Regions from separate parts of the Homo sapiens genome. Here region 1 is linked to region 2. The links are chromatin loops, found by intact Hi-C in ENCODE. Cell type or tissue: heart right ventricle. All regions are shown on one strand. Links, peaks and the distances in the headings refer to the core of each region. The heading gives the core; the rest is flanking DNA. Region 1 has its middle 40 kb from the start of LINC02089. Region 2 has its middle 100 kb from the start of LINC02089.

What was found. Peaks named below come from ENCODE experiments on the same cell type or tissue, not always from the same donor. Only the 100,000 strongest peaks of a DNase experiment are listed, where the experiment ranks them.
Region 1: a loop joins it to region 2, with 4 times the contacts of the local background. A loop is called at or near these places in 6 of 110 quality-filtered maps.

The regions. Positions count from the first base shown.
Region 1 is chr17:52,819,771-52,825,159 of GRCh38, forward strand. No RefSeq gene overlaps it. Among named protein-coding and RNA genes, the nearest start is that of LINC02089, 40 kb to the right of the region's middle. In heart right ventricle, for the core only: no CTCF peak of the experiment used is centred there; no DNase peak of the experiment used is centred there.
Region 2 is chr17:52,759,235-52,764,623 of GRCh38, forward strand. No RefSeq gene overlaps it. Among named protein-coding and RNA genes, the nearest start is that of LINC02089, 100 kb to the right of the region's middle. In heart right ventricle, for the core only: no CTCF peak of the experiment used is centred there; a DNase peak (open chromatin) is centred at 3,054.

The sequences.
Region 1 (5,389 bases), core at 273-5,272, 61 kb after region 2:
ACTCGCAACTCTAAAGTGAAGAAACCTGGAAGACATCACCTTAGCCAACTGATCACATTTAACATGATCAGTAAAAAGTCCTGTTAACACCAGATTCATAATGTGATGAAAGGGCTCTTCACCTCCACGGTATTCTTCTCCAAAAGCAATAAACCCAGTGTAGACATGAGAAAGCATTAAATAAATCCAAACTGAAGGTCGCTTTGCAAAATAACTGACCAGTACTCTTAAAGGAAGTAAGGTCATGACAAGAAAAGAAAGACTGAGAAACTGTCACAGACTACAGGAGACTGAGGAGCCATGGGAACTAAATACAGCATGGTATCCTGGATCAAATCACAGAACAGAAAAAAGGCATGGTGAAAAAACTGGTAAAATTCAAATAAATAATTCCATGTAGGTATTTGTATTCTATCCACATTAATTTTTTAGTTTCAATAAATATACCATGATTTTATATTATGTAAAAACTAGGGGAAACAGGACATTACTAATTATCTTTACAACTCTCCTCTAAACCTAAAAATATTTTAAATGTTTTTGTAAACAAAATATTAAGCTCCTCTAATTCAAAAATCTCATATTAATAGAACCTCACTAGGCTGTGCTAGACCTACTTTTAAGAACTAGGTCACCATATCCTTGGAGAAAAAGTGATATATTCTGAACCCAAAGATAATCTGTTGTATTCTGGATGTTTTTTCCTGAAGGGAACGACCCTTAATTAAGTCAATAGTCAAGAGTCATCACTTACTGGAAGAACCTCATTACCTGCCTAGTGTTTTAATCAGAACTTGAATTTAAGCAACCAATGGCATATTTAGTTGGATAAACTAAACTGAAATTAAATTTAAAATATGAAAAAGAAGCAGAGCATGGTGGCTCACGCTTGTAATCCTAGCACTTTGAGAGGCCAAGGCAGGTAGATCACCTGAAGTCAGGAGTTTTAGACCAGCCTGGCCAACATGGTGAAAGCCTGTCTCTAATGAAAATACAAAAAATTAGCTGAGCATACTGGCGCATGCCTGTATTCCCAGCTACTTGGGCGTGGGGGGGCAGGGGAGGAGGTTGCAGTGAGCTAAGATGGTGCCATTGCACGCCCGCCTGGGGGACAACAGCGAAACTCTGCCTCAAAAAAAAGAGAGAGAGAGAGAGAAAGACTTTCTCAAAGGGCAGAAAACTTTCATAAATTCTTGTGACATATACTGTAGCCGACTGCAATACAAATGAGGCAGGCTGTCAAACTTCTGTATAAAATCTGATCCCACCATCTATCCAATACCAACAAAAGTCTGATTTCCATTAAGGTGGAAGACTTGTGATGATGTAGTATTTTGTATTCTGTTCCTTCCAAATGGCAGAGCATCTTCAAAAAAATACATTAGGGTACATTTAGGTATTTCATTACACTTTGCTGGGATAAATGGGCCCTGGATTTTTACACTGGAGGTCTATTTATTGGAAGAATAAATGACATATGCTTTTGACTTTATATTTCTTTAAAATCAATCATTCTGTGTTTAGACTCTTCTCCAAATTGCAGAAGCAGATTAATGCTGCAATTATCTGTGTTAGTAACTGAATGACTCTGATAGCAAACCTCAAAGACATATTGATTTCACAACCTTTCTAAATAAATACCCCCTCTCACCAATCTCAAGTAAATAGCCACCTTCTGCCCTAAACACTTAATAACAAAGTGGTCTCTTAGGATTGAAGAAAGTCACGACACTGTTCACTCATCCAAAACTTCCCTTGCTAAAACCATTTTTTCTTCTTTTTATTCCTATATTTCCATCAGTTTTTAACTCACACAAACCTCACCTTTCTACCACATTACACTGGACCCATTGCAATATCCTTTTCTGCCTTGCTTCCAACCCTTCATTCAGAAGTTGCATGCCCAGGCAAAAGATAGCACTAGTTATTGCACACAAAGTTACAAATATCTCTAATGATTAGCATGATTATATAATTTAACATCTAAATGACAGCCCTTTTGAGATTAAGTGGGGACATAAACCAAATGGGATACTAGGACAAAAGGCATAAAGTGACACTGTCCATGAGAATGTGGCATATGGTCATCCTCCTGATAAAACTCAATGTGAGGCTTTCCTCTAAGAAAAAGGAAAGTTTCATCAAGTGAAGACTTAAATTTAAAAAACAATAATTTGTAAATTTTTAATCTCAAATAACAAGCTGAAGTCACAGGATTTTACCCACTAAGGGAGATCTTGCCTGAACTAAAATAATATGTCTATTTTCTATCTTCAGTTCTTCATCTTTTAGGAAACTCTAGTAAGACAGTAACAAATGTAATTAAAAATTACTTGCACATGTAGTCTTTTAATTTAAAGTACTATAATAGCTATTATCTTTCTTAAACTGTGTAAGAACTCTTGCGCTTGTGCAGATTGACATTGCTCCTTTTGTAGATGAGGACAGTGAGTCAAAATTTAAGACTAGGATGCTGTCTATTTATTTTTCAGTCAAAAAAAAAAAGAGGACACTAACTACCTTCATTCTTTTATCTGTCAGACTCTGTGTTGGAGATTAAGATGAAGATGATGCAGTCTCTTCTTCCATGTTGCTTATGGTCAAAGTGGAAGAGATAGACAGGTATTGTAGACAAGACTCACTTTTTGTATCCAGTATATTTTGTATTAAAGCATAGCAACCTACTTACATTCTAAATCTGCTATGACAGCTGCCCATATTTTTCAATAGCTTCATATACAATTTTTGGAGCTTTAGACACAGCTAAAGTTGTGTTTAGACAAAGGTAAAGTTTTTGTTCTTTTGTTGTTAACTTTTTTTTTGTTCTCTGAGAAATCAGGGAAGAGATCTTTTCTATGGACCAAAAAAATAAGGGAGGTAAGTTTCTGAATGGGCTCCTTTCTAGAGAAACATATGACAGTAGTGATTATAGACTAATGGCCAGGTGAGCTAGGCACTTATGTGATGTCTCAAGAGTGCGACTTATCAAAAAAGAATAAAGACACACGTTGACTACAAATGAAAATATTGGAAGCACGCTGGGTTAAACCAAGGTAAGTTGAATTAGGTCATAAGGAACAAAAACCAGGTGGCTCAGCAGTGGGCAAGGGTACTTTTAAGATAGCTTTGGAAAAATACTTTTGTTTTTAAAAACTGATGCTAAATCGATCAGCTTTATTTAAAATTTTTGCAATTACTTTAAAGCAACCACCACAGGTAAGTATGCAGAATAGTCTTGATTTATCATACTCAAAATGGGATCTAGCATCATTGGCATCACTGGGGAGCCTTTCAAGACTGCAAAATATCAATTGAACAAGATGCCCAGGTTATTCCTATATGCAGTAGACTTTAAGAAGCACTGTTATAATGGGATAATTTATACAATGCACTCTCAGATCATATTTTAAGAGTTGCAAGTTTTCATAATACCCTTGCAGAGGATCCAGGCCAGACCTACATAGAACAGTTGTTTGAATAGGAAGTGGCTCAAGTTTCCCAATAAAGCAAAGAAAACTTTTAAAATGACAGCTTTGTCTCTGAAAAGCAATGGCTTATTGCCAATATTCTGTTTTGGTGATTGCCAAGTAGGTCTGACCTTTATTGTACCTAGCATAGATTGCAGTTCCTCTTCCAAACTTTCATTCCCATGGGGGCAGTTAACAAACTGATTCCAATTGTTTGTTTCATGTTCTTGTGAATTCACCATAGACAGCATATTAACTAGGTCATGTTATGGGAATGGCATATGCTAAAACTTTTAATAAAGGTGGTGGTGGCAGGAGATACCACTTTGTTTCACTTTTGTTGTTTGAGTGAAAAAGACATCCTTTGGGTAATTTATCAGGCACTGGATATTTAAGAAATTTGCTTGGGGGAAAAAACTTATGGTCAATGACTTCTTAGGACCCTACATTTTTAAAGTTCTCCAAATGCAGTGTAGGATAAAGAGCATGATTATGAAACTGGGCAATCTAATATTACCCTTATAAGCTACATGACTTCCAGAAAGTTACTTAACATCTCAAAGTTTCCATTTTCTTATCTATAAGATAGAGATAATTATATTTACCTTGAAGGAGAGTGGTGAGATATAACAAGATTTTATATATATATATATATATGTCAGATATATACATGTCAGATATATATATGTCAGATATATATATGTCAGATATATGTATGTGTCATGTATATGTCAGATATATATATGTCAGATATAAATATATATGTGTCAGATATATATATCTGAAGTACCTAGCCCCTGTTTAGCCCTTTATAAATGTTAGTTTTTTTTTCATTTATTGTCACCCTATTTCTCTAAACTGATAAAAGTGTGAAGGAAAAACCATTTGAGCTGTTTATTTTCTTATTATATCATCTTGGAAAGCACAAACAACCAGGGGAAAGAGACTGCATAAATGGAATGAATATTACATTTTAAACATGATGATATCATATATTCAAACAATACTGTTAGAATCTTATTAAGCTGGGAGCACATTATACTATCCTTAAGTTCTCTGCTATAAAAATACCTAATATGCTAGCTTATGAGGTTTCAAAACAGCCGCAGACACATTTACAAAGAACATATTTATTTCCAACCTACCATCTACTTTGAGCTCTCACTTTCAGACAACAAACCTCTCCCAAGCAGCAATATCATCCCCTGCCATCCTACATATACACAAAATGTTGCAGGACTTTTCCTTAGTTCAGCTAAAGACGGGGTTCTTTGTCCCACAGCCACAAAAATTCAGGCTCACAAACAATGTGAATGGTAAATGGTAAAACAGGGTTTTATTGGGTAAAAAGGAAGTAAAGGGGGAACCAGCGACTCTCCCAAGGCCAAAGTCCCTGCTAGAGTGCTTCCCACCCACAGCTTGAATCCCAGATTCCACACAAGAAGAGGAGGAGGCCGACTTTTCCCCACTGCAAAGGGCATGAACTTCTGTGGCTCCACCCCAGTGCATAGGGCGGTTGGGGTTTTTCCAGGGAGCCCCTCCCACCTGGCTCTCATTGTGACACTCCCAGATAACTGGTAGCAATAGTTATGGTTGCTAGGACTTGGGTGCATGATGCTGGCTTTGGTTAGTTCCCTTGGTCTTACTTTCCCAAAAAGGAAACCTCTGGGCAACAGGCACCCTATTTATTCTCTATTTATTCCATTACCTGGCAGGATTTGCAGGATAATTGTTCAGAACTAGAATATTAATCCAGATTTCTACATTACCCATCCCTCTTGTTCTTTCTGAGCTGCAGCCAGGGATTGATGGTTGGTTCACAGGAGCAAGTAAGGTTAGTCTAAAGTGTAGGCAAAAACTTAAAAACAACTAATGAGTTTAGAATGTAATGACAAACGTATGGTAAGTTTTGGAACATAATT
Region 2 (5,389 bases), core at 154-5,153:
TGTTTGTTTATTTAAAAATGTGGTATTGGAGATATATGAGATGTATGAGATATATACTACTGACAAAGATCCTGAGGATACCACAGAAAGAATATATGAGCCTCCAACACACTACAAAATATTTCAGAGGGTTATATTTTTTGGCCCAGAAAATAAATGTTTTAAATATGCTTTTACTGAAATACAAAACCAGTGGAGAGAAGCATACAAATCATCAGTGCATGAATCAATGAATGATCCATGAAGTCCATAAGTCTTGCAAACACCTCCCAGACCAAGAATTATGGTGTTTACTCACCCCAGAAGCTTCGCTGAATCCTCTTCCAATCATAATCCCTGCCCTCCATGCACTAGCAGTCCCAGACATCCTATATCCAATCTAAAATTCACTTCCTATAAAAGCTAGTCTTGCTTTGACTTGCCTTTACTCCTGGCATGTAAACTTTAGGGTCCTTAGCCCAAAGTCACAAGAGAGCTTAGCTCCAGTTTTTATCCTCTGGTCCTCATGAGTCTGTTCAAAAGATTTCAATTTCTGAGCTGCTTGGCTGCCTCTTCCAAAATGTGCATGTACCTAGGGGAAAAGTGACCCCAAATGTTGAGCTTACTTTTCTGCATTTTCTTATCTACAGTATCTTCATCCAGTCATTCTTCATCATCTTATTAGTGCCCTGATGACTTTGAGCAGGTTGTTGAAATTCAAATTTTCTAGTTGATTTCAGTGGGCAGGTCTGTTCAAAGTACTCATTCTACTATTGCCAGCAGCAGAATTCCCCTTCACAGACATTTATGGCAACCTTATTGTTAAACAATGGAATAGGAGGCGTGTGTGTATGTGTGTGCATGTGTGTGCTGATAAGGAAATAGGTTTTAGGAAGGTTAAGCAATTTCCTTGACATTATATACCTAGTAAATAGATGTCTTGTTCAGTTGCTCTATATGTATGACTTTAATTTGCCTCTGAAAAGGGCATTTAGAAGTTTAAAAATACGCCGGCTTTTATTCCCTCTCACAAGGCAATCAACAAGTTAACATAGTTCTTTGGCATTTTATAAATAAAATCCCTTAGAATAGGACTCAGAAATAATAATTATTAATAATTTCTGTCCCTGTAAAACTGACTTAGTTTCATCAAAGTCCTTTGATTATAGATTATTTTCAAGCATCTTTTCATTGAGTCGGGATATGGCATCTTAGAGCTAATACAACATTTCTCTCTCTAAGTCTTTTGCCCCAAAGATGAAAATAGATTCAAATTAATGTATTGTTTAAGATTGTGAATTCTTGAGCTGGAACACCTGGGTTTAATCTTGACTCTGCTACTTATTGGCTGTGTGACTACACAAGTTAACATCACCTTTCTAAGCCTCATTTTCCTGAAGGCAATGATACTTCCTATCCTATTGCGCTGCTGTGAGATTAATTAAATGAATGCACTAAAAACATTAGCATTGTGTCTGGTAGAAATATAGTACACAATAAATATTTTTTATTGTTTTAATTTCTAGTACCTTGAAATCAGTGTTTATTATTTCCTCCCCTTGACGTCACTGAGTATTCTGTTGTTTTGTTTTTTTGTTTTTTTGTTTTTTTTCTCTTTTTGGATGGAGTCTTGCTCTGTTTCCAGGCTGGAGTGCAGTGGCATCATCTTGGCTCACTGCAACCTCTGCTTCCTGAGTTCAAGTGATTCTCCTGCCTCAGCCTCCCGAATAGCTGGGATGACAGGCACGTGCCACCACGCCCAGCCAATTTTTGTATTTTTAGTAGAGATGGGGTTTCACCATGTTGGCCAAGATAGTCTGTTGTTTTAAAGCTTAAAGCAAAAAGACTTAAAGTCAAGTCTTTTTGTTCAAGATGTACCTGAACACCCAACCTGGCGACAGAGCAAGACTCCATCTCATAAAAAAAAAAAAAAAAAAAAAAAAGATGTACCTGAACACATTTTTTGCTATGATCAACATTCAACATAAGGATATCGACAGAATCAAAACAGCTTGCCAAGTATATTTCTTTGCACTCACATGGCAATTTGCACTCTCCTGGAAAAATAAGGAATGCCCAACAGAAACTTGAAAGGATCTCATCTGTGGCACAAGGCAGGAGAGTTTCATGCAACCACTTCTTCAGGTGAATGATTTCATTAGCAATGTTTGATAATGCTCAATGAATAAGCGTAAAGTATGTTAAAACTTAATCATTCGTTTGTATTCTGGTGCATCTGGACCAGACCAACCTGACTGTGGTTGTGGTATGAGGATGTAATCTGTTGTTAAGTTAGCATTATCATTTTTTTAAATTTAATTTAATTTTTATTTATTTTTTCCAGCATGCCTCTCCCACGTGGAAAGACCAAATAGTGAGTGGAGATTCACAGTGTAAACTTTTTTCCAGGAAGCAATGCACAAACTTAACAGGAAACCATAAAGAAACTACAGGCCCTTTGAAAGAAGTGGCAGGCTGCAGCCTATACTATGAGCCAAGTGAAAAACTTTAGGTCCCCAGAGTGTGAGAGTGGCAGAGACTGCCTCCAGGATACATTAAAACATCCCCACTGGGGAACCTGGTAATCCAGCCCATGGGGGAAGGCCTTAAACCTACGCAGGGACTGATATAGGCAGTCATGGGGAATATAAAAGTAGGAGCAGCGGCCGGGCGTGGTGGCTCACGCCTGTAATCCCAGCACTTTGGGAGGCTGAGATGGGCAGATCACGAGGTCAGGAGTTCGAGACCAGCCTGGCCAATATGGGAAACCCCGTCTTTACTAAAAATACAAAAATTAGCTGGGCATGGTGATGCACGCCTGTAGTCCCAGCTACTCAGCAGGCTGAGGCAGAAGAATCGCTTGAACCCAGGAGGCAGAGGTTGCAGTGCGCAAAGGTTGCGCCACTCCAGCCTGGGTGAGAAAGCAAAACTCCGTCTCAAAAAAAAAAAAAAAAAAAAAGTAGCAGCAGCAGCTAGAAGAGACTTGCACACATCTGCAGTCTCCAGTGTGGGCTGAGGGAACTCATTCCTGATTTTATGTCACAGGGGACCTCGTGGATGTCTGCCAACTAACTCAGGCAGTGGTGGCAGGTTCAAAGAAGCTCCCATTGAAATTCATGATATTATCTCAAGTAAGAAAAAACTTCCTTGGCCAGAACCAGCATGCGAGCGGGAAGTGTGCTGCAGCCACAGGCACAGAAACTAGGCGCCCAGCTTTGCAAGTAGAAGGGGAGGGGCATATCCTGAAAGCTGAGGTTCCTGTCTCCAAGAGGAAGGCTTATGGCTTGGGGCACTTTTGAATTCTAGAGTAGATGAGAGTAGACTGCCTAGAATTTAGCTAGTTGCTGCTAGAAAACACTGTGGGTGAGATTCCTGCCTTGCCAAGTGCATGAAAGCTGGGTGAGGCTTACTGCCACCTGCTACTCCACAACCCCCGCACAAACTCTTCTGTGCAGCAGAAGCAGTTATACTCTTTCCAGGAAAAGTATCACAGTGGCCAGAAAACTGCCTCCCCATGCACACAGATCCCAACAGGGTCTTCTGGTTACCTTGCAAGTGTAGAGCCAGAGTTCAGACCTGCCTGACTCAGCATCCACCTGGCTTTGCCACTCCAACCACCTTAGTAGCTTAACACAAAAGATGGAAACTTTTGGGAGCTCTATATCCCCATCCATTGCCTGACAAACTAGAGTGCCTCCACTGGATAACAGAAGGAAAGCACTAATCCCACTGCTACTACTACAGCTGATGCATGACCTCAGCTATCACCATTGTTTGAGGCTAACCAGGAGGTCCTGAGTCTGTTCATGTGACCAGTTCATTACTACTACAACTGGCATTTGAGAAAGCCACCATGCTAAGGCTATCTATAACCAAGGAATCTCACAGAATCTATGTCGCTCTCCTGCCATCCCAATCAGAGTGGGTGCTGGTACTTGCTGCTAGGAGACTTGGGGACAGGACACATACATATCACTGGATCCCTTATAGACATTCCCCAGCTCCAGGCTGGAGTGTGGCAGCCCCACTATGCAGCTAGACCCAGAGGAGTAGTAGCATTCACAGTAGTTTGGCTCTCAGGGACTTCTATTCCTAAGGAAAGGAGTAGTGCACCATATCAAGGGTACAATCCAAGGGTCAAAAGAATCCAGTCAGTAGGACTCAAGCCCCAGATCTTTCCACTGGTTAGAAGTTTTCTTCAGCAGAGGCACAGTTGCTGTGCTGGGCTCAGCAGGGAAAGGCTGCAGCTCTAGCTCAACAGACAGGCAGACCTGGTACTCATGAAAGGTCTTGGACCTTTTTTCCCTGCTTTTTCCCCCTCATCCACCACTGCAGAAACAACTGGTGCTTCTACTACAGAAGCTCAGCGTGTGTGTACCTATAGGCAGCCTTTCTGGAACACTGCCTTCCCACAGATGGAGTATTCTCCAGGTTCCAGCTTACAGAAGAGATACAAACATAATTCCTCTCTACTTGGAACATCAACACTCCTGCAGATAAAAAAAGGTACCTATATGACCTGAATAGCCAAACACTGGGTCAAGAGTATGTCTGGGAGGAGGATCTATTTCCTGCTGGCCTGACAGAGGAGCTGAGGTGACTCCCACCTTTCCCCATCATAAGACTTCAGTGGGATTCCCTGCGAGCTCCCCTAGCCACTTTTGTCAAGGCTGGGACCCTCTCCCCACCATTGGGTATTGCGTGTACCCACCGGAGTTAGCCACAACCAGTTTCTTCCTAGGGACACCTCCCCTATTGGCCCAAAATCTGAACTATTCAACCCAGTAAATAAAATACTAGGGAAAATATAAGTAAAAAGTGCACTTCATAGGGGAATGAGATAAGCTTCAAGACACTTCTGCCATTCCAACCCAATAGTAGACAGTGAACTTGCTCACACACCAAGTATATTTCTACAACCAGTATCTGAGAAAACAGTCATAGAAAGACTCTCTATAACCAAGAATATCATACAAAGTCTTCATCCTTGAAAGCACCAAGAGCCAAATTAAGCTATAATAAACTATAAACATTAAAGTCACACTTTTAGAGAGAAAATAAATTTTTTAAAAAACCACACAGTCAAATAAAAAATAAATTCAAGAATAATTAAAAGAAAGAACCCACACAAATGAAAAGAGACAAGAAAAATAATTCTGGTAATATGACCAAACAGGGTTCTATGACACTCCCAAAATATCACATTAGCTTTCAGCAATGGATCCAAACTAAGGGCTAATCTTTGAAATACAAGATAAAGAATCCAGAAGGTAGATTATTAAGTTACTCAAGGAGATACAAGAGAAAGGTGAAAACTAACATAATTTTTTTAAAATCAGAATATGAATGAAAAATTTTCTAAAGAGATCGACATTATAAATAAAAACCAATTAGAACTTCTGGAAATGAA